Linked DNA regions of Homo sapiens: all the other regions are linked to region 3. The links are chromatin contacts, found by Hi-C or POLR2A ChIA-PET in ENCODE. All regions are on one chromosome and are shown on one strand. The core of a region is the stretch at or near the end of the contact, and the rest is flanking DNA. Distances in the headings are between cores, read along the strand shown.

Region 1 (5,138 bases), core at 153-2,652, 1.0 Mb after region 3:
TAAATTGGGGATCTCAAACTAGTAAAATTTCAGAAAACTTTCGGAACTTTTGTCAAGAGCATACTAAAAAAGTTTATCTTTTGTCGTTTACTATCATTAAAGCCATAAAACAGCATTTTACAAGGAAATTTTAAAAATTAAGAATAAGGCATAACTCCCTTCCAGAGAGGTAGACCCAAAAATATTCTGAAGTTTTTGTAATGCATTAAAATGACGGCATAACATTTTATTAACACTCTGTTACGTTTCTTTTTTCTTTTTTTTTGAGACAGTTTTGCTCTTGTTGCCCAGGCTGGAGTGCAACGGTGCGATCTCGGCTCACCGCAACCTCCGCCTCCCGGGTTCAAGCGATTCTCCTGCCTCAGCCTCCCAAGTAGCTTGGATTACAGGCATTCGCCACCACACCCGGCTACTTTTGTATTTTTTAGTAGAGACGGGGTTTCTCCATGTTGGTCAGGCTGGTTTCGAACTCCCGATCTCAGGTGATCCGCCCTCCTGGGCCTCCCAAAGTGCTGGGATTACAGGCATGAGCCACCGCGCCCGGCCACATCGTTATGTCTCATTGTAAATCCGTTTCTGTAGAAAATCCTTCCACATGGGTTAAAGGACACAACTCATTGTTACTTTATGGGATTAAGAAAAATCTGAGTAAGGCCGGGCACGGTGGCTCACGCCTGTAATCCCAGAACTTTGAGAGGCCGAGGCGGAGGATCACTTGAGCCCAGGAGTTCAAGACCAGCCTGAGCAACATAGAGTCCTCATCTCTTCAAGCCGAGCGTGGTAGCGCGCGCCTGTGGTCCCAGCTGCCCCATAGGCTGAGGTTGGAGAATCGCTTGAATCCCGGGGTTGGAGGCTGCAGTGAGTCGAGATCGAACCACTGCACTACAGCCTGGGCCACAGACCCCCGTCTCAATCTCGGAAAAAAAAAAGAGACTCCATCTAAAAAAAAAAAAAAAAAAAAAAAGCTGAGGAAGTCAAAGCCTTCACTCTTCATTTCTCCTTCCAAGAGGACAGGGCCGGCGTCGGTCAAGGTCAATTGGCAGGTGAGTTGACAGCGCCGCCACTAATCGATGAAAACGCCCCCCGCGAGCACCCAGCTGCTCATGGCCTCCGGAAGCGGACGTAGGGCGGGTGGGGTACAGCTCCTAAGGAGAAACGGAACCGCAGGCACCGTCCCTCTCCCGCTGCAGCCTGAGGAACGCGTTCCGAGGAACCCCTAGCCACAAGTCAGGACCGCGTACAAGATGGCGGCGCGTCACGTGGGCAGCGCGGTGACGCAGGACGGCGGCCCGCGCGGAGGCAGCGCCATAGCCTACCCCAAACGCACACTAGTGCTCAGTTTTGCCCCCCTCCCCTCCCCCGCCCCCGCCCCCGCCCCCAGGCTTGTGTAGATCATGCCGCCAGTAGCGGCCCTGACTGCCGAGGAAACGGTAGCTTAGGACAGTTGGCTGTTAAGTGACACTGATTCTCCCCGCCCCGCCTGACCCCCGAGAAGGAGGCTTGTCCCCCGCTGCGTGAGGGGGTGGGGAAGTGGGTAGTGAATTCGGATCTACCTGGGAGGGGGGAGTGGAAGTTCCCGCCCCGGAGAGCGGCGAGGCGGCAGCCACAGGTAAGTGGGGGGCGGGGAGGGACGTGCCCCGTGGCCCGGGCGGGGAAGGACGCGGGAACGTGGCGCCGGCGGGGACGCAGCGCGGGTCGCGCGCCTGGTGGGGGTCGCGCGCGGTGGTGGCGGTGGGGGAGGGGCGCAGCGGCAGGGGGAGGGGCCGCCCGCGCTTCCGGCCTCCGCGCCTCGGTGCAGAGCTGCGCTGCGCCCTTCCAGTCGTGCGTCTCCTCCTTTCCCTCGCCCCCAAATAAAAGTAAAGCCCGAAACCGCCCGCCGCGGGGTGGCTTTCGCCTCAGAAGCCGCCCTTTGCAGTCGCAGGCGCTAGCTCTCCGTGGGAGGTCTCGAGGTTGGGCCCGGAGCCGGGCGGAGGGCGGCGCGGATATGGCCTCGGCGCGGTGTCCGCCGAGCGGAGCCCGGGTCTGGTTAACCCCGCGACAGGGTCCTCGAAGCGCGTCGGCGCTGGCGACCCTGAGGGAAGAGGCGCGCCCCTTACCCTCCTGGAGCTTGCAGTCTAGCGGGCAACCGACGCACGGGCATTGCGCACGCCCCAGACAGTCCTGGAGAGATGCGCCTGGCAGCGGAGACAGAGTGGGGACAGTAGGCGGCTTTACCCCTGGCTAGGAATGACACAAGGGCGTCTGTACCCTTTGGGATGGGCGACCCAGCCGAGGGTGACTTTCTCTTTGATCTTGTATGTCAAAAAACGAAGCCTGGCATTTCTCACTTTGATCGACGCCGTGCAGCTGGCGGCTGAATCGCTTTGAAATGATTGCAATGTGAAATAATGTCTGGTTGTGGCGCTAGTGTTTTGAAGAGATTGGGCAACTGGTAGTCTTTGAGAACCTTTAGGGTTCAGAAGCTCGGCGTGGATCTGGCAGGCATCTTTGTCAAACTGGCCTCACCTGTGATGAGTTCGTAGGCATTTATGTCTCAGAATGCATTTTAACCTGAGGTTTTTGTTAACAGAAATGCGTTCTTCTAAAATGCTCTTTTTTCTTGGAGTTTATCATATGCAGTTATCTCCGTGTCTTAATTAGAATCAATACTGTTGCCCTAAAGTCGAATGTATTAGCTCTTTAATACTTGCCGTTATCTTTTAGGGTTAGGTTTGGTCTGTGAGCTATCTGTCCATTCCTACCCGATCACCAGCAGGTGGCAGTCCCTTCTGACTTTAAATATAGGGTGTGCTATCTTTGCCAGTTTTTGTTTTGTTTTGTTTGTTTGTTTGTTTGTTTTTAAATAGAGATGGTGTCAGAGGCGTGTGAACTAGAACAACTCCATCTTAAACAGGAGCTGGGTAAAATGAGGCTGAAACCTACTGGGCTGCATTCCCAGACAGTTAAGGCATTCTAAGTCACAGGATGAGACAAGTCAGCACAAAATACAGGTCATGAAGACCTTGCTGATAAAACAGGTTGCAGTAAAGAAGCCGGCCAAAACTGAAATGGCCACAAGAGTGACCCCTGGTCATCCTCACTGCTACACTCCCATCAGCGCCATTTACAAATCCCATGGCAATGTCAGGAAGTTACCCTATATGGTCTAAAAAGGGGAGGCGTGATTAATCCACCCCTTGTTTAGCCTATCATTGAGAAATAACAGTAAAAAGGGGTAACCAGCAGCCCTTGGGGCTGCTCTGTCTATGGAGTAGCCGTTCTTTTTATTCCTTTACTTTCTTCATAATGTTACTTTTACATCGCACTGTGGACTTGCCCTGAATTATTTCTTGCGCGAGATCCAAGAACCCTCAGTTGGGGCCTGGATCAGGACGCCTGTCCTGTAACATATTTCTGGCGACCACAAAGGGACTATAGTGCAGAAACCCTGACCCAACGGCTACCTTTGGGTAAGTGTTGGGGTCCTGTAACGTATTTGTGGTGGCCACAGAAGCGACTATACTGCGGAAACCCAGTATTTATGTTTAGGAGTCTCTCCTAAGACAGTGGGTTCGAGGCCCCTCTTAATAAAAGGCAAGGACGCTTAAGCTTGACTGACCTTGGGTTGGAGGCCCTTCTAAGATATAGGGAGTTAGAGTCCCTCTCAGGTAACTCCCTCTCAGCTAAGAACAGGTTTGGCACTATGGGATATTAACTGCTGTTCTCTTTGGATTAATCTGCCTTGCGCTCTTTGCTGATGGCTGTGGGTGACAGAGTTAGGCATGAACAGGATCGTGGGACATGGGGAGCTTTTTCCTCTCTAAAAGGGGAGTCTTTTTTTTTTTTAATTTAAGTTTTAGGGTACATGTGCACATTTTGCAGGTTAGTTACATATGTATACATGTGCCATGCTGGTGCACTTCACCCACTAACTCGTCATCTAGCATTAGGTATATCTCCCAATGCTATCCCTCCCCCCTCCCCCCATAAAAGGGGAATCTTGAGAGCTGATGGGACTGCTGGAAAAGGTCCCTTTGCTGCGTACAAGCGGCTGCCTGAGGTTTTCATTGTCGGCTGCAATGAGTGGGTCTTTTCTCTGGCCTCCCTAAGCTCTTCAGCTTCCCCACCCTGCCACAGGCAATACTTTTCTTATCTACTTTGCGTTTCTTATTTTTTCTATTACTCAGGGCAACCATCTTACCTAGAGGCCACATGTTGAAACTCCAAGTCGGAGGTTGAATTAAAGATGACAGGCCCATCTGGGGGCAAATTTAAGCCTTGCTAGTTTGATATTGGGTGCTAAGCGGAGTGGCTAATGTCTTTGTTTTATCACACGTATTTTGCTCTGGCCAGAATGGAAAAAACATAATTTTCCTTTATGATACGGCTTGGCCCCCAGGGCAATGATGCTGCAAGCTTGAACACTAGGACCACTAAGGGAAAGGGAACCCAGAAGCCTGGGATGCTGGCAAAAGGGTAAGAATGTATTACCAGTCAGATTTCTGGCTTCTCTCTCACTGTACAAATGGTTAAGTGAATGGTTAAAAAAAAAAAAATCAGCCTGGCACGGTGGCTCAGGCCTGTAATCCCAGCACTTTGGGAGGCTGAGGCTGGTGGATCCCCTGAGGTCAGGAGTTTGAGACCAGCCGTGGCCAACATGGTGAAACCCTATCTCTACTAAAAATACAAAAAATTAGCTGGGTGTGGTGGCGTGCGCCTGTAGTCCCAGCTACTTGGGAGGCTGAGGCAGGATAATCACTTGAACCCGGGAGGCGGAGGTTGCAGTGAGCCGAGATCGTGCCACTGCACTCCAGCCTGGCAACAGAGCGAGACTCCATGTCCATCTCAAAAAAAGAAAAAAAAGAACACCTGTAAGCTCGCTTTTCAAGATGACCCAGCAAGCTGGTCAGTAAGATACTTGGCTGCAGGTCCCTGTAACAAATAAAAGACTGGATGAAGTCTCCACCTTGTTTTACGTCCTTGGGAGCTTGACCTTTTAACCATGTGGTGGTACTTTCTTTTGGTCCCCACCTTCAGAGAACAGGAATTTCAGGATTCATGTCATAGTTAGCTCTAAAAATAATATTAAATAGTTAAAAGCCCTTATAAGCTCAAAATTAACTACTCTAGACTCCTTCTGGGAAGGTCAACAGAGACTG
Region 2 (5,970 bases), core at 899-3,398, 1.4 Mb after region 3:
AAATTCTAACTCATAATTTTACTTCAGTGAGGTAAGTCTACTTTGAATTGGCAGGAATAAAGGAACTTTATATAACTCTTAAAAGATCTCATTATCAGAATGAAAAATGCATCTACTTTCCCCCTAAAAAGCATCTTTCCCCTATGAACTCATAAACCCAATGAAAATGTTAAGTTCTAGTCTCTTGACTCACTTATTTAGATTAAGTCTTAATAATGCATTAGGAAACCCAATTATAGTCCATCTACCCCTAAGATGCAGCTGTTTCAACATTTCCATACAGGATTCTTACACATCTATAAATGAAATAAACTATACTGGAGGAATGAAGCAGCCAATGCATGCAACAAGTTATATAGGCAATAATGTTGCTTTCAAAGGAGTTTTTGTTTTGTTTTGCTTTGTTTTTCAAATGGAGTCTCACTTTGTTGCCCAGGCTGGAGTGCAATGACACCATCTCTGCTCACTGCAACCTCCGCCTCCCGGGTTCAAGCGATTCTCCTGCCTCAGCCTCCCGAGTGGCTGGGATTACAGGCCCGCGCCACCACACCCGGCTAATTTTTGTATTTTTAGTAGAGACGGGGTTTCACCACGTTGGCCACGATGGTCTCGAACTCCTGAGCTCAAGTGATCCGCCCGCCTCAGCCTCCCAAAGCGCTGGGATTACAGGCGTGAGCCACCGCACCCGGCCGAAAGGAGATTTTTCATCTGTTATCAACAACTGGCTTGATACATAAAGATCCAGAAGCATCTTAAGTTTTCTTCGTCACTTTTTCATTTCACAGCTTATGTTTTAAAAGTCAGAAATCCCAGAATTAAGTAAAGTCTTAAAGCAAGCTAGTGGTAAGATAGAGCTGTACGGACTTCTTCATCAAGGACTTCCATATCTTTCCAACAAGAAACGAACCAATATTCATCATTAAGCACCAGCTCCCAATTTCCCAACTTCCTAGATACCATTCCTATGCTATATGTAACCCTTCTTCACACAACGTCAGACTTACCCACACATACACCATCAGTCCCCAAGTCTCCCACATTGGCACAAAAGCCTCTCAACATTCATCTGGTTACTAATCAGGGACCACTTCCTTCTTCCACTGATTCTGCACAGGCTTCATATCGCCTACAATCGCTTTTTCCATTTCTTCCACAACACTAACTACTCAAAGCGACAAAAGAACAAGTCCCTTTTCCCCAATCGTAAACAGCTTTTTAAAACTCTATACACCTCCTTCCCACTCAACCCCTTTTCTTAGTGTCTATCCGCCTTTGTTATTCAGAAGGTGTAGGGTCTGGGAAAATCTCACTCACCTCATGCTATAGGCACCAGCACCCAGTTCCTGGCCGATCCCGGACAGGCTAGCATCAAAGTCCTGCACCAACCCGGATTCAATCACTTCGTCGGCCAGAGGCAGCTTCAGAGCCCAGGCCATCCTGGCTCCTTCCTTGCCCCAGGAGACACCGTGTCTTGTACAAAGGCGCGGAGGGTAATTCTACCCAACAGGAGTAACGCAAACCAAGAAAACTACAAACCAAGGTTTCCCACGCAGTGCCCACCAGCCACCCCCAAGCCCGACCAGCACTGCTCTGTGCACAACTAATCTCCCGTACCCTTGGCTGCTCGTTCTTGGCTGCCCCAGGTTCCAAAATCCCCCCTGCCCAGCTCTCAGGAACGTGAGGACCCCTTTGCTCAACTACTGCAGACTTCCCAGAGGCAGCTCTGGACTCCCGCACTCCCACTCCTCTTGAGAGTTCGTAGTGGTGGCTTGCTGCTTCCCAGTCAGACCAGCAGCAGCCGCAGGAAGCCAGCCCGGCGCTCCCACGCTGCTTTTGCACCTTTTCCCCCGCCCCTTTCTGCTGGAGGCCCCCTCCCTCCCAGGTCTCGCTCTCTCTTTCCCCTCCAGGCCTCGCTTCCGGTCAGTCCCACGATCACTTCCGGTCACCCCTTCTCAACCCCACGGCTTAGAACCAAATCCAGGTTTCCGCTGAGCCGACTTCTCGCCCTCTGTAGCCCCCCACGGCCTGGAAACATGGAAGGAGAAAGTCCAGCACAGGCGTAAAACCTAGACTCGCCAGGCCCTTCCACCGTCCGCCGCCCCAGCGCCAACCAATCATGGCGTCCTCTTTCCTCGCCTGCCCGGCGAACATGACGTCACGCTGTCGTTCGCCTATAAAGAAGAGACCGCGTCAGTCTCGGCAGCGATGATAGGCGGGCTGCGCCACGGCTCTGCCCCCGAGATGGGCTGGGCGATCACGGGGAGGACCCGGCGTGCAAGTGTCCGGGTTTAAACGTGTATCCGTGTAGTTACCAGAGTTCTGGTATTCGCTACCCATCAAGTCGTCACCCTGAGCCATGGAAGGAGCCCTTCTTCTAGCCTTATGAACCCACTCCACCCCTGGCGGACTCTTGACGGCTTCCCAAACGCTCCTTACGTGTGTGCGCTTGCTCCTGCCCATACTCCTGTCTCCTTAAACTCACCTCTCCGGAGGTCAAGACCCTGCATAAGTCCCACTTCCCTGTATATTCATTTTATCTTCGGCATCCTCTCTAATGCATTTGAACAGAAAAGCATGAGATCAGTAAAAATGTGGTTTTTAGGCCGGGCGCGGTGGCTCACGCCTGTAATCCCAGCACTTTGGGAGGCCGAGGCGGGCGGATCACCTGAGGTCGGGAGTTCAAGACCAGCCTGACCAACATGGAGAAACCCCGTCTCTACTAAAAATACAAAAATTAGCTAGGTGTGGTGGCGCGGGCCTGTAATCCCAGCTACTCGGGAGGCTGAGGCAGGAGAATCTCTTGAACCCAGGAGGCGGAGGTTGCAGTGAGCCGAGATCGCGCCATTGCACTCCAGCCTGGGCAACAAAAGTGAAACTCCGTCTCAAAAAAAAAAAAAAAAAAAAAAAAAAAAAAAAAAAAAACAGTGGTTTTTAAAAGGTTGTTGTGCTGGTATGGGGTGTTGGAATTTAAAAGATCTGAAAATCAGAGTTTAGGCTGGCGTCTTCATTTGCTACTTTGGTGTCTTCAGAACAATTGCTTAATGTCACAGATTTAGCTTCCTCGTTTGTAAACGGGAGTGGGAGTAACTTTATCTGCTCCACCTTCCTCCTTTGAGGATTGAGTAATAATGGCCATTGTTTATTAAGTATCAACTACTGCTAGGAACTTTATTACACTATGAGTAGTCCTCAAAGCGATCTTGGAATTAGAATTATAAAGCTAAATTTAATGACTCTTATTTTATCAGTAAGAAACCAAGGCTAAGCCCTTAAATTGGCCGGAGCTAAATTGACATGCCAGCTTCAGAGCTGATTCCAAAGCCTGGCATTTTTCGTTACAAGACATTGCCTTTATGTGAAAGTCTTGGTTCATTGTTGTATTCCGTTGCTGAATTTTTTAAAATCTGCCTTGACTTATACTTTTGTATATATCTGCCTCTCTCACTAGATTGATCTAAAGAATAAGGAATAGGTCTTTTTCAGGCTTGCGTTCTAAATATCTCCTACTATAGTTCCTGCTTTCAACAGGACTTTTAAACATGTTTATTGAATTTAAAAAGGAATGAAAAAGGAATAAGAGAACCAAGAAAAAGAGAGAAGTTGACATGAAGATGGCAACATGTTGTGCTGGTATGGGGTGTTTCAGCCACAGGCATCTCTCTGAAGGCTCCAGGCTTAAACCTGCCGTCTTACCTTGGTAAGCCCTAGGATCAAAGTCTTAGCTCATTCTGGAGACATTCAGTATCTCTTTAAGCCATCTTTTCTTCCCATGAGCCAGTTCTATCTCAAAATGTGTGACTGTGGATAAAGGAATGGGTCCTGGGCTCATAGACAAAAAGAGAGATGTCACATGGAGATCTGAGGGCTCAAAGTTTTTGGGTTTTGTTTTTGTTTTTGAGATAGAGTCTTGGTCTCTCGAACAGGCTGGAGTGCAGTGGCGCAATCTCAGCTCACTGCAACCTCCATCTCCCAGGTTCAAGCAATTCTCCTGCCTCAGCCTCCCGAGTAGCTGGGATTACAGGTGTGTACCACCACACCCGGCTAATTTTTGTATTTTTAGTAGCGACGGGGTTTCACCATGTTGGCCAGGCTGGTTCTGAACTGACCTCAAATGATCCACCTGGCGCAGCCTCCCAAAGTGCTGGGATTACAGGCGTGAGCCACCGTGCCCGGTGGTCAAAATCCTTTGTAAACCAGCATTGTACTTAGGGTATTTTTAAACCTCTCTTAGATAGAGCCATGCCTTGTTTGACCATCAGCTCCATCTCTAGCTGTGTAATCTCAGGCAAGTAACTTTACATCTCTGAGCCTCAGTATTTTAATGCATAAATTAGTGAAAATAATACCTCCCCCTAAAATTGTTGTGAGTATTTTTTTTTTGAGACGGAGTCTCGCTCTGTCACCCAGGCTGGAGTGCTGGAGTGCAGTGGCGCGATCTCAGCTCACTGCAAGCTCCGCCTCCCGGGTTCACACCATTCTCCTGCCTCAGCCTCTCCGAGTAGCTGGGATTACAGGCGCCCGCCACCATGCCCAGCTAATTTTTTTAATATTTTTAGTAGAGATGGGGTTTCACCGTGGTCTCCATCTCCTGACCTCGTGATCCGCCCGCCTCGGCCTCCCAAAATGCTGGGATTACAAGCGTGAGCCACCGCGCCCAGCCTGTTGTGAGTATTAAATAAGGTACCAAAATGCCGCAAAAATAGTAATGATTCAATAAATGTTATCTCCAGTCTCCCACTGGTAGTACACTTCTGCTTCTCTGTTAAGATTGGGTTGATTTTGTTATCCTATTTTAATAACATTAATTTACATTGTATAGTATGTTATGGGCTTGGGATTTTTTTGTTTCTTTTAGAGACAGGGTCTCCCTCTGTCACCCAGACTGGAGTGCAGTGGCCTGATCATAGCTCACTGTAACCTTAAACTCCTGGGCTCAAGCAATCCTCTTGCCTCTGCCTCCCAAGTAGCTGGGACTACAGGTGCACACCACTATGCCCTTTGAGACTGAGTCGCGCTGTGTTGCCAGGCTGTAGTCAGTGGTGCGATCTGCAACCTCTGCCTCCTGGGTTCAAGCGATTCTTATGCCTCGGCCTCCCAAGTAGCTGGGACTACAGGCACATGCCATCACGCCCAGCTAATTTTTGTATTTTTAGTAGAGACAGGGTTTCACCATGTTGGCCAGGATGGTCTTGATCTCTTGATCTGCGCGCCTCGGTCTCCCAAAGTACTGGGATTACAGGCATGAGCCACAGTGCCCGGCCATGTTTTCTTTTTTTAAGTTTTGGTTTTGGTGTTTTTGAGACAGGGTCTCACTCTGTTGCCCAGGCTGGAATGCAGTGGCATGATCACAGCTCATTGCATCTTGCACCTCCCAGGCTCAAGCAATTCTCCTACCTAAGCCTTCCGAGTAGCTGGGACTAAAGGCATACACCACGACACTCAGCTAATTTTTTATTTTTAGTAGAAATGGAATCTTACTATGTTGCCCAAGTGAGTGTCAAACTCCTGGGCTCAAGCGATCCTCCCACCTCAGCCCCCCAAAGTACTGGGATTACCGTGGCATGAGCCACGGTACCGAGACTGTTATGGTTTTAATAGCATTTATTTATTTATTTATTTATTTATTTATTCATTTATGAGACGGAGTCTCCCTCTGTCGCCCAGGCTGCAGTGTAGTGACGCGATCTCGGCTCACTGCAACCTCCGCCTTCTGGGTTCAAGCAATTTTCCTGCCTCAGCCTCCCGAGTAGCTGGGACTACAGGCACACGCCACCATGCCTGGCTAATTTTTATATTTTTAGTTGAGACGGGGTTTCCATGTTGGCCAGGCTGGTCTTGAACTCCTGACCTCATGAGATCTGCCTGCCTCTGCCTCTCAAAGTGCTGGAATTACAGGTATGAGCCACTGTGTCAGCCACCGTGTCCAGCCTTAATAGCACTTTAAAATACATTGTCTTGGCCTGGCACCAT
Region 3 (5,244 bases), core at 1,369-3,868:
GCTGACTAATCCACACACGGCTGAAGCATGAGAAAACTCATCACGGGACTCATTTTCCTTAAAATTTGGACTTGTACAGTAAGGACTTCAACTGACCTTCCTCAGACTGAGGACTGTTCCCAGTGTATACATCAAGTCACTGAGGTAGGACAAAAAGTTGCTACAGTCTTATTATTTTATGGTTATTATAGGTGTACCGGGACTCTAAAAAGAACTTGTTTGTATAATGCTATTCTATACAAGGTATGTAGCCCAGGAAATGACCAACCTGATGTGTGTTATGACCCATCTGAGCCTCCCATGACCACAGTTTTTAAAATAAGATTAAGGACTGAGGACTGGTGGGGAGGACTCATAAATGATACGAGTAAAGTGTTAGCCAAAACAAAAGAAAAAGGGGTGCCCAAACAAGTCACCTTGAAGTTTGATGCCTGTGCTGTCATTAATAGCAATAAGTTAGGAAGGGGATGTGGCTCTTTTAGTTGGGAAAAAGGCTATATGACCGAAAATAAGTACATTTGTCATGAATGAGGACTGTGTGAAAATGAATGTGGATACTGGTCTTGTGTCATTTAGGCCACTTGGATAAAAAATGAAAAGGATCCAGTCCACCTTCAGAAAGGAAAAAATGGCTCTTCCTGTACTAAGGGACAATGTAACCCCTTAGAGCTAGTAATAACCAATCCCCTTGATCCTCGCTGGAAAAAAAGGGGAGCGTGTGACCTTAGGAATCGACAGGGCTGGACTGGATCGTCGAGTAAATATCTTAGTTCGAGGAGAAGTCTGTGGAAAATTTAACCTTACCAATTGCTGCCTGCACATAGATGATCAGAGGCAAGTAGTCGAAGATATAGTTAAAGACATGACGAAACTGGCACATGTGCCTGTACAAGTGTGACACGGATTTGACCCTGAAGCTATGTTTAAAAATGGTTCCCAGTGCTAGGAGGATTTAAAACTCTTATAATAAAAATTATAGTAGTAATAGCCTGCTTACTGATCCCTTATTTACTATCTGTACTCATTCAAATGGTAAAAGGTTTCATCACTACTCTAGTTCACCAGAATGCTTCAGCACAAGTGTACTACATAAATCACTATCGATCTGTCATGCAGGAAGACATAGGTAGTGAAGATGAAGGTGAGAACTCCCACTAATAAAATGAGTGAGAGTCTCAAAGTGGGGGAATAAGGGAGGAGACCACCCCTCATATTGTCTTATGCCCAATTTCTGCCTCCAAAGAAAGAAGTAGTAAAAACTAAAAGGCAGAAATGAAATCCACAAGCAGACAGCCAGGCACCACACCCTGGGCCTCGTAGTTAAAGATCGACCCCTGACCTAATCGGTTATGTTATCTATAGATTACAGACATTGTATAGAAAAGCACTGTGAAAATCCCTGTCCTGTTCTGATCTAATTACCGGTGCATGCTTGCTCAATCGATCACTACCCTCTCAAGCGGATCCCTTTAGAGTTGTGAGGCCTTAAAAGGGACAGGAATTGCTCACTCAGGGAGCTCAGCTCTTGAGACAGGAGTCTTGGCCGATGCTCCTGGCGGAATAAACCGCTTCCTGCTTTAACTCGGTGTCTGAGGGGTTTTGTCTGCGGCTTGTCCTGCTACACTACAGCAAAAATTAGGTTGTATTATAGAAAATTAACTTTTTTGGTTTTTTTGAGACGGGGTCTCGCTCTGTCTCCCAGGCTGGAGTGCAGTGGCACCATCTCGGCTCACTGCAACCTTCACCTCCAGGGTCAAGCAATTCTCCTGCCTCAGCCTCCCGAGTAGTTGGGATTACAGGCACACGCCACCACGCCCAGCTAATTTTTTAAATTTTTAATAGAGATGGGGTTTTACCATGTTAGCCAGGCTGGTCTCAAACTCCTGGCCTCAAGTGATCTGCCCACCTCAGCCTCCCAAAGTGCTGGGATTACAGACGTAAGCCACCACGCCCAGCCGAAAATTAACTTCTATTAATTGCATACCTGGGTTTGCCTACTGAGAATCATACCCTGGATATTTGTATTCTTTACTGAAAAGAACTGTTCTATCTTTCCAGAAAGTGGTTTCCTAAATTCTGGTTTTCCTCCTGGAATCCTGCTATTTCCTTCTCGCATACTCTAGAGAAATCGAAGTGTTTTCAAAGGTGCTCTGAAGCTTACGCTCCACTAGTTTCACAGTAAATCGCCCCTTGCGAGGGCGCTTTTTTTTTTTTTTTAATGTGTTCTCTGAATCGCTTTCCCCCTTTAACACTGCATGACAAGACTAAAGCCAGAATCCCAAGACTGCAGCGCTACCCCTTCACAAGCCGTCGGGCTGTCCCGGGCGGGGCCGGCCCATTTTCACTTTCTCCACTAGAGGCAGCAGCGCACCGTGACCCTGGCTTACTACGGTAAGAAAGCGGAGACCTTTTGCTTCGAGGCGGTTGGTGGCCAGTAGTCTTGATCGACAAGCTCAGGCCTCTGAACTAAGCAGCCGCTGTTTATGCACGTACAGCCAATGGAAAGGCAGGAGTGCGGCCAACGGCCAATGAGGACTGGTCTTAAGCGGACCACAGGGCGGGGTTTCCCTCGAGAGGCGAACGCCGGGTAAAAGATCGGGAGCGGAAGTGGGCGAGTCAGAGCACATCCGGTGTTAGAAGCGCTGGTAGGCCTTGGAGAGGCGGGTTAGGAAGGTACGTCTGAACCTAGTACTGGGCGAACTGGGAGTGAGAAATGGAAAGGGAGTTAGCAGTTACTGTCTGAGCAAGAGTGGCAGTAGCTTCCTTCTGCGGACAGATGGCACCCTGAAGGAACGAGGCCCTGCTCGGAGACCAGACTCGGGAAAACAGGGTGTGGAGGGAAGCTAGGGAACTAGTGCTGCGCGTGCGCAACAGTGCTGAAGCGGGGGTGGGGCGGAGGCGAGTCTGCGGGGGTTTTGGGGGGTGTCGAGGCCTCTATTCTGCCCCAGAGCGCTGGCGAAGGCCCCTTCTCAGCCCGCCTTTTCCTTTCTCCCGCTCCTTCTCCTCTACTAAGTGTAGACGCAGGGCCCCTTGGCCTAGCTTCGATCGTTCGAATTCAGAGCACGTCCTTCCGAGGTGAAGGAACGCGAAACTCCACCCATCCGATTGCTGTTCGGCTGCGGGCGGGTCCTTTGGTCGGGCTGACCCTGGGTGAGCGGCCCGGAGCCAAGACTCGAGGTAGGGCCTGGCGGGCGGGTGATGTCACACTCCTCTGTGACACGCGAGGCTCCTCAGTTACTTAGCCAACGGCAGAGGCGGGAAGTGAGAGGAGTCTGGGGCTGGGGCTGCCTTCCAGGCCCACGGGGCGGCCCCGCTCTTTTCGGATTGGTTACCTTTGGGCAGGTGAGGTGGCTTTGCTTTGCTTGGTCTTGAGGTTTTGTGGGCGTCTTTCTAAGTCTGCTCAGCAAGGGCGTCGTTGGGCAGTTTTTATCTTGGGCCTACTTGCTGGACCTGTGGTAACAAGTAGGCTTTGGTATCTTTGTATATTTACTGAGTGTAGAATTACTACCCGGTGCCAGCCCGGGCTGCTTGGGGTCATCAGCCTTTCATTGACCACCCCCACAACAAAAATCACTATGAACTTGAGACTGTGTTCTAGCAACTTGTGAATGTGTAACCCAGTAGAAGGGCTGACTGTGCTTGAAACAGACAAGGATTTTAAGGTCAAAGGTAAATAAATGGCAAATGGACTTTTCTAGTTACTTATTGATATTTATTTACAGTTTATCTTTTGTATGTGTGGTTTAAGAATTGAATTCTGGAAAGATACCGGAATTGCATAAACACATTTCTTATGACCTGCGTATACACACTTTTTTCTGTAATTATTGTATTTACACTCTTTGGTGTTTTCTTATTCTTTGTGTCTAATATTTTTGTTCTGGCCTAAAGAATATGTTGACATTTAGATTCTCTGCCGCCACTTTCCTCCAGTAGGGACAGAATAGTTGAACCCTTGAGAAATACAATCTGTACTTTTGATCCATAGTTTGCTTCTTCCGTTATTTATCTGGTTGTGGAAACATGGTTTAGTACCTTCCTCCTCTTTTTTTTTTTTTTTTTTTTTGAGGCAGAGTCTCACTGTCGCCCAGGCTAGAGTGCAGTGGCGCAGTCATGGCTCACTTGAACCTTGACCTCTCCTGGCTTAGGTGATCCACCCCAGCCTCCTGAGTAGCTAGGACCACAGGTGGACGTCACCAGCTCCAGCTAATTTTTGTATTTTTTGTGGAGATGGGGTATCACCATGTTGCCCAGGCTTACCAACTCCAGAACTCAAGCGATTTATTTATTTATTATTATTATTATGTTTTTTTTTTGAGACAGTCTCACTCCCTTACCCAAGCTGGAGTGCAGTGGTGCAATCTCGGCTCACTGCAACCTCCGCCTCCCTGGTGCATTCAATTCTCATGCCTCAGCCTCCTAAGCAGCTGAGATGACAGGCGCGCACCACCATGCCCAGCTAATTTTTGTATTTTTAGTAGAGACGGGCTTTTGCCAAGTTGTCCAGCCTGGTCTCGAACTCCACACCTCAAGCGATTCGCCCGCCTTGACCTCCCAAATTGCTAGGATTACAGGTGTAATCCTTTCCTAAAGAAAAAGAGTCATCTCTCCTGAAGAATAAGAAAAGGTAAAATTAATCTAGATACTTAGCATTTTCAAGTTATTTTCCCTGATTATAGATATAGTTCGCGCTCTTTATACAAATGCTGAAAATGCAGAAAAATGTCATAGGAATCAATGTATGTTTTGGGAGGGTTTTTTTGTTTTAAAGATTTGTTTTCACCTATGGCTGAAACTTTTGAAAGCTTATATAAATGAAAGCTTATTTTTCTACTGTAGGATGGAATAGTAAAAAGAGCACTAGACTATAGTGGTCAGAAGACCCCAAATCTGGTTCTGGCTCTGCTATTTAACTTTCTAATGTTGGTCAAATCAATACTAATGTTTGTTTTAGTACTTTACGTTGATTTCACACAGATTTTCTTATTGGCATTCAGTAGAGCAGGTATTGATCATCATCGTTATCTTACAGATGAGGAAGCTGAAATAACCTTAGGTAAAATGATTTTTCCTAGGTTATATAGTAGAAAGTGGCAGCACTTGTGACACCAAATCCTGTCCTCTTGCCACTATTACATTGCCTTTTTGAACTTAAAAAAGATGTATAAAATGGGCCTAATCTTTCCCTTTCCTTGTGGGTTGATGTGTGAGGATTGAAGGTGATACATATATAAAAGCACCTTA
Region 4 (5,920 bases), core at 2,622-5,121, 1.3 Mb after region 3:
TGCTGGGATTACAGGTGTGAGTCACTGTGCCCAGCCCACAGCCTTTTGTTTGTTTGTTTTTTGAGACACAGTCTCACTCTGTTGCCCAGGCTGGAGTGCAATGGTGTGATCTCAGCTCACTGCAACCTCCGCCTCCCAAGTTAAAGTGATTCTCCTGCCTCAGCCTCCTGAGTAGCTGCAGCTGGGATTATAGGCACGCACCACCATGCCCGGCTAATTTTTGTATTTTTAGAAGAGATGGGGTTTCACCATGTTGGCCAGGATGGTCTTGATCTCCTGACCTCGTGATTCGCCCGCCTCGGCCTCCCAAAGTGCTGGGATTACAGGCGTGAGCCACCGCGCCCAGTCGGAAACCTGAAAGGTTTTATAAAGAGAAATGACAAGCTTAGATTTGCAATTTTAAAAGCTCTCTCTGGTTACATACAACATGGAGAACTGGTTGGAGGGAGGACAAAACATATGGCAGGGAAACCAGTAAAGAGGCTGCTGTAGAAGTGGGGACCAGAGGCTTGCAGCTTAGCCTAGGGTGGTGGCAGAGAAGATAGAAGGAAGCTGGCTGATTGAAGAACAGCTAGAAGATAGAACCAACAAGATGCATGTGTGTGTGTGTGTGTGTGTGCGTGTGCACGCGCGTGTGTGTGTGTGTGTGTGTGTGTGTGTGTGTGTGTAGCGGGGGAAAGGGGGAAGAGGCCTAAACACTAAATAAATATCTCAGGAAAGGGCTGGGTGCAGTGGCTCAAGTCTGTAATCCCAGCACTTTGGGAGATCAAGGCAGGGGAATTGCTTGAGTCTAGGAGTTCAAGATCAGCCTGGCTAACGTGGCAAATCTCTATCTCTACTAAAAACACAAAAATTAGCTGGGCGTGGCGGCATGCGCCTGTAATCCCAGCTACTTGGGAGGCTGAGGTGAGAGGACCACTTGAGCCCAGGAGATCAAGGCTGCAGTGAGCCATGATGGGGCCACTGCACTCTAGCCTGGGCGACACAGCGAGACCCTATGAAAGAAAGAAAGAGAGAAAGAGAAAGAAAGAGAGGAAGGAAAGAAAGAAAAGGAAGGAAAGGAAGGAAGAGAAAGAAAGAAAAGTCTGAGGAATGACCTGTGTTCCTGCCACATTCTTTCATTGCATGAAATGCCTTCCCCTCTACTCCATCCTTTCAGACACAGTTCCTTCCTATTTTCTCCACAAAATTCTGATTTTGTCTCCTTTCCAAGAGAGTTCCAGAATTTTAGAGCTGAACATTCTTGAGTAGTTGACATGACTCAGAAGCTACCTGAAGATGGCTGGGCACGTTGGCTCACGCCTGTAATCCCAGCACTTTGCGAAGCTGAGGTGGGCAGATCACCTGAGTTCAGGAGTTCGAGACTAGCCTGGCCAACATGGTGAAACCGCGTCTCTACTAAGAATACAAAAATTGGACTGGGTGTGATGGCTCACACCTCTAATCCCAGCACTTTGGGAGGCCGAGGTGGGAGGATCACGAGGTCAGGAGATCAAGACCATCCTGGCTAACATGGTGAAACCCCGTTTCTACTGAAAATACAAAAAATTAGCCAGGTGTGGTGGTGGGCACCTGCAGTCCCAGCTACTCGGGAGGCTGATGCAGGAGAATGGTGTGAATCCGGGAGGCGGAAGTTGCAGTGAGCCGAGATTGCGCCACTGCACTCCAGCCTGGGCAACAGAGCGAGACTCCGTGTCAAAAAAAAAAAAAAAGAATACAAAAGTTGTCTGGGCATGGTGGCGGGCGCCTGTAAACCCAGCTACTTGGGAGGCTGAGGCAGGAGAATCACTTGAATCCGGGAGATGAAGGTTGCAGTGAGCTGAAATTGCGCCACTGCACTCCAGCCTGGGTGACAGAGTGAGACTCTGTCTCCAAAAAAAAAAAAAACAAAAAAAAAAACTACCTGAATATGAAGACCATGTCTTAGTCAACTTTTTTTTTTTTTTTTTTTTTTTTGAGACAGTCTCACTCTGTTGCCCAGGCTGGAGTGCAGTGGTGCGATCTTGGCTCACCTCAACCTCCGCCTCCTGGGTTAAAGCGATTCTCCTGCCTCAGCCTCCCGAGTAGCTGGGATTACAGGCGCCCACCACCACATCCGGCTAATTTTTGTATTCTTAGTAGAGATGAGGTTTCACCATGTTGTCCAGGCTGGTCTCGAACTCCTGACCTCGGGTAATCAGCCCGCTTCGGCCTCCCAAAGTGCTGGGATTACAGGCATGAGCCACGGCGCCCAGCCGTCTTAGTCAACTTTCTATCCCGTCCACCCCATCTACCCAACACTTGTGAAGATCCAGGGCCATCTTTTAAAACTTTTCCTCTGACTGCACGAGTGGTACAGTCATTAATAACCTGTGCTAATATAAAGCTCTGTGACCCATAAAGCATTATACAGATGTGGGAGCTTTCACAGCTGTATTCTCTTTGGATCCTCAAAGATTTCTTATAAAGTAGGTACTATTATAAGGGAAATAAACTCAGAGCTAAAGTGACATATCCAAGGTAACATTCACTAAAACAAACGTCAATGCCAAGATTGAACCTATATCCAGGGAACCCACATGGGATGCTCTACCACCTTCCATGAAGAATAAATATTCATATATATCCAAGAGGACTGTTAATTCTTGGAGGCAGTTAAGTACCACTTCTGGGAATCCTTCTTAGTTTCAAGTATGAATCTATTCAAACATGTTTACTGAACACCTACTATGTGCTAAGTAAGGCACCTAGTGTTGGAGGTGCAGCAATGAACAAGGCAGAGAAGATGCTTACCCTCATTCTAGTTCAGGGAGCTGTCAAACAAGGACACAAATACATAAACACTGTAAGTGACAGATGCTACAAAGAAAATACAAGGCCGGGTGCAGTGGCTCACGCCTGTAATCCCAGCACTTTGGGAGGCCAAGGCTGGCGGATCACTTGAGGCCAGGAGTTGAAGACCAGCCTGACCAACATAGTGAGATCCCGTCTCTACTAAAAATACAAAAATTAGCCGGGCGTGGTGGCGGACGCCTGTAATCCCAGATACTCGGGAGGCTGAGGCAGGAGAATCGCTTGAACCCGGGAGGCGGAGGCTGCAGTGAGCCAAGATCGCGCCACTGCACTCCAGCCGGGGCGACAGAGCAAAACTGTCACAAAAACAAAACAACAAAACAAAACAAAACAGAGTAACATGAGAATAAGTGTGAAGTGTGTCCTTTTCGCCGGCACTGCTTCAGATAGGGTGGTCACAGAAATCCTCTCAGAATAGTAACATTTAAGTTGAGACAGAGCTTGGTCTTCGGTAGGTGCTTAACGAAAACCATTTTCCCACAAACTTAGTTCTGGAAACGACAAAGAGAGGAAAAAGTGTACTCAGTCCGCACAGGGGCCGCTCCCAGGCCTCCAACCTTCGCCGCCAGACTGACTGGAAAGTGGACAGTTCCCGGCCTATCCACGCCGGCACCATTAGAGGGCGCCGCGGGTCCTCCTAGCCCCAGGCACTGGCAAACTGACATCTGCTACCTAACAGTCGAGGCTCCGACGCCCCGAGTCCAGGCAGAGGGCAAGGGCGGCGCTGGGAAGCCCTGAGGCCCTAAGGAATCGCGGAGGGTCACTGGGCGCCTCAAGGACAGGGTGCCCTCCGCGTCGCAAACCCACACCAGTGGCATAAGAACTCGCTCCCTCTGGGACACCCTGTTTCCGGCGCCTTTAAACCTGGAAGTACTGCTGTGTCCAATCCTGGCCCTCCTTCCGCACTTAGTCTTTGAGTCCTTCCCTCTCCTGGCTTGTGCTGGAGCCAAGCAGGCTATGGCTACCAATCAGCGCTCAGAAAAGACGCATGCGTCTTCGAACGAACGCGACGTACGGTTAACTTTGACCCAAAGACAACCTCTTCTCTCCCGCTTCTCTCGCTGTGAAGATGGCGCTCTCCAGGGTGTGCTGGGCTCGGTCGGCTGTGTGGGGCTCGGCAGTCACCCCTGGACATTTTGTCACCCGGAGGCTGCAACTTGGTCGCTCTGGCCTGGCTTGGGGGGCCCCTCGGTGAGGGACCTGTAGCGAGAAAAGCATTTTTGACGTCCAGGCTCTTTCAGTGTCTCAACCTTGCTTGCATTCTGTCTCTTAATTCTCAGAGTTCCACGCCTTGGCCCTGGAATTTTTATTCTTCTGTTCAGGATTCAAACTCCGATCCCCACTAGTGACCCGGCTTCCTGACCCTCTGTACTCTCAGTGCCCCATATTGTCTGGTTTCCCCGCGTGTCCTGAGCTCATCTTTCAGCCTCACTTTTTCGGCTCAGGTTTTACCGCTGCTATCTCGATTCCACCTCTTTCTGACTTAGCCTGCAGTTCAAATTGTCCCACAGGCATTGCGCTCTCTCCAGAGGCATACCCTGAGTTACTTTCCTGCCTGGCCTTTGCCTGATTTGTGTTTCACAGTCTGATTGCCTATCTCTTCTTGACCCCAAGACCTTCCTTGGATTTCAGAAGTGTCAAGCCTTGGGATACAATCTCCGAGACTCCTGCTTTACATTAGGGACTCAAGGCGTGAGGGAGCTTCTAGGACTGATTCCCAGATAGTCTCTTTGATCTTCCTTGTAGGTCTTCAAAGCTTCACCTTTCTCCAAAGGCAGATGTGAAGAACTTGATGTCTTATGTGGTAACCAAGACAAAAGCGATTAATGGGAAATACCATCGTTTCTTGGGTCGTCATTTCCCCCGCTTCTATGTCCTGTACACAATCTTCATGAAAGGTAAAAACGAAACTACAATAGAAATTCCGGAATCAGCTCTTGGGCAGGGTCAAAGAGTTAGCATAAATAAGATCATTTGCAGGTTCTGCTATGGGGATGTGAGCCGAGATATCTTATATTTCATAAATGCCTGCGCCTTAAACTAATTCCTATAAATTAGCACTTCTTGAGAATGTTTCTAGAAAGATGTTATGAGAAACAACTTATGACAGCAACATGAGGGAGGGAGAATATAGGTATGTTCTCGTACTTTCTTAACCACACACCTGGCTATAGTAGAAATTTTTTGCCTTGCACACGGCAGGGATCTGTGGCTGTATAGACCTGCCCTGTGATGTATCAGTTGACTTACCCATAGGAAAATGAGGTCTAACCCTTGTTATGAATCTATATTAGGTAGTATGTTGTAGTGGCAATAGCCCTACATAATACTTGGTTTCTAAATGTTTTGTTTCAAATCAGAGATCCTTAGTTACTAGGAGAAGATATGTATCGTGTCAAGTGTCTACTCTGGAGCCAGATTGCCTGATTCAAATCCCAGTTCGTCACTGTGCGATTGGACTAATTAATTAACCCCTCTTTCCTTGGTTTTCTTATGTGTAAAATGGGAGTAATGGAACCTACCTATTTATCACATGATTGTGAAGACTTTAAAAATTGATACATGTAAAGTACCTAGAACAGGTCCTGATCCCTAGTAAGTGCCAAGTAAATGTTAACTTATTTTCATCTAAATGTTACCTAACAGTATTATAAGTTGGTGCAAAAGTAATTGCGGCTTTTGGCTTTCAGTGGCAAAAACCACAATTGCTTTTGCACCAAATCTATAATATGCTCTATGCTTTTATCATAACACTATAATAAACTACATTGTCAAATCTGAACATTATCATAATTATTACTAGCTTCATGGACTTGAAAAATTACTTATCCTTAATTTGTAGAGATAAAATTGGCTGCTTTTTCTGTTTTCATGTAGATAAATAGGATCAAATGAGAGAAAGGGATGAAAGCATTTGTGTTTGTTTTTAAACTTTTTATTATGAATTTTTTTTTTTTTTGAGTCTCACCGTGTCGCCCAGGCTGGAGTGCAATGGCATGATCTCGGTTCACTGCAACCTCTGCTTCCCGGATTCAAGCAATTCTCCTGCCTTAGCCTCCCAAGTAGCTGGGAATACAGGCGCCTGCCA

What was found. Hi-C counts contacts between places; a loop is a spot of excess contacts on that map. ChIA-PET counts read pairs that join two places held with the same protein, here RNA polymerase II (POLR2A). Pooled maps may share reads with other maps.
Region 1: a loop to region 3 is called in a map with no recorded cell type, with 11 times the contacts of the local background. The contact joins the promoter of ATF1 here to the promoter of TMBIM6 in region 3. A Hi-C loop is called at or near these places in 2 of 37 single-sample maps with no recorded cell type and 9 of 50 pooled maps. POLR2A ChIA-PET finds 5 or more read pairs at or near these places in 1 of 52 experiments (A549).
Region 2: a pooled map shows a loop between it and region 3 (6-fold over the local background). The contact joins the promoter of TFCP2 here to the promoter of TMBIM6 in region 3. A Hi-C loop is called at or near these places in 7 of 50 pooled maps. POLR2A ChIA-PET finds 5 or more read pairs at or near these places in 2 of 52 experiments (CD4-positive, alpha-beta memory T cell and activated T-cell).
Region 4: a map of naive thymus-derived CD4-positive, alpha-beta T cell shows a loop between it and region 3 (39-fold over the local background). The contact joins the promoter of LETMD1 here to the promoter of TMBIM6 in region 3. A Hi-C loop is called at or near these places in 1 of 168 maps with a recorded cell type or tissue (naive thymus-derived CD4-positive, alpha-beta T cell) and 9 of 50 pooled maps.

Annotation. Positions count from the first base shown.
Region 1 is chr12:50,762,699-50,767,836 of GRCh38, forward strand. It overlaps ATF1 (activating transcription factor 1), which reads left to right and starts at 1,403. Exons shown (of 7, transcript NM_005171.5): 1 at 1,403-1,609. RefSeq lists silencers at 1,357-1,436, 1,657-1,746 and an enhancer at 2,167-2,266.
Region 2 is chr12:51,170,987-51,176,956 of GRCh38, forward strand. It overlaps TFCP2 (transcription factor CP2), which reads right to left and starts at 2,149. Exons shown (of 15, transcript NM_005653.5): 1 at 1,315-2,149. The coding sequence starts at 1,436. LOC124902933 (a long non-coding RNA gene) reads left to right here and starts at 3,569. Exons shown (of 2, transcript XR_007063307.1): 1 at 3,569-3,697. RefSeq lists enhancers at 1,432-1,481, 1,582-2,329, 2,422-2,471.
Region 3 is chr12:49,738,939-49,744,182 of GRCh38, forward strand. It overlaps TMBIM6 (transmembrane BAX inhibitor motif containing 6), which reads left to right and starts at 2,619. Exons shown (of 10, transcript NM_003217.3): 1 at 2,619-2,673. RefSeq lists enhancers at 2,186-2,315, 2,244-2,935, 2,556-2,875.
Region 4 is chr12:51,044,456-51,050,375 of GRCh38, forward strand. LETMD1 (LETM1 domain containing 1) reads left to right here and starts at 3,872. Exons shown (of 9, transcript NM_015416.5): 1 at 3,872-4,023; 2 at 4,579-4,730. The coding sequence starts at 3,902. RefSeq lists enhancers at 3,147-3,266, 3,317-3,396, 3,487-3,756, 3,578-4,116, 3,867-3,916 and 1 more.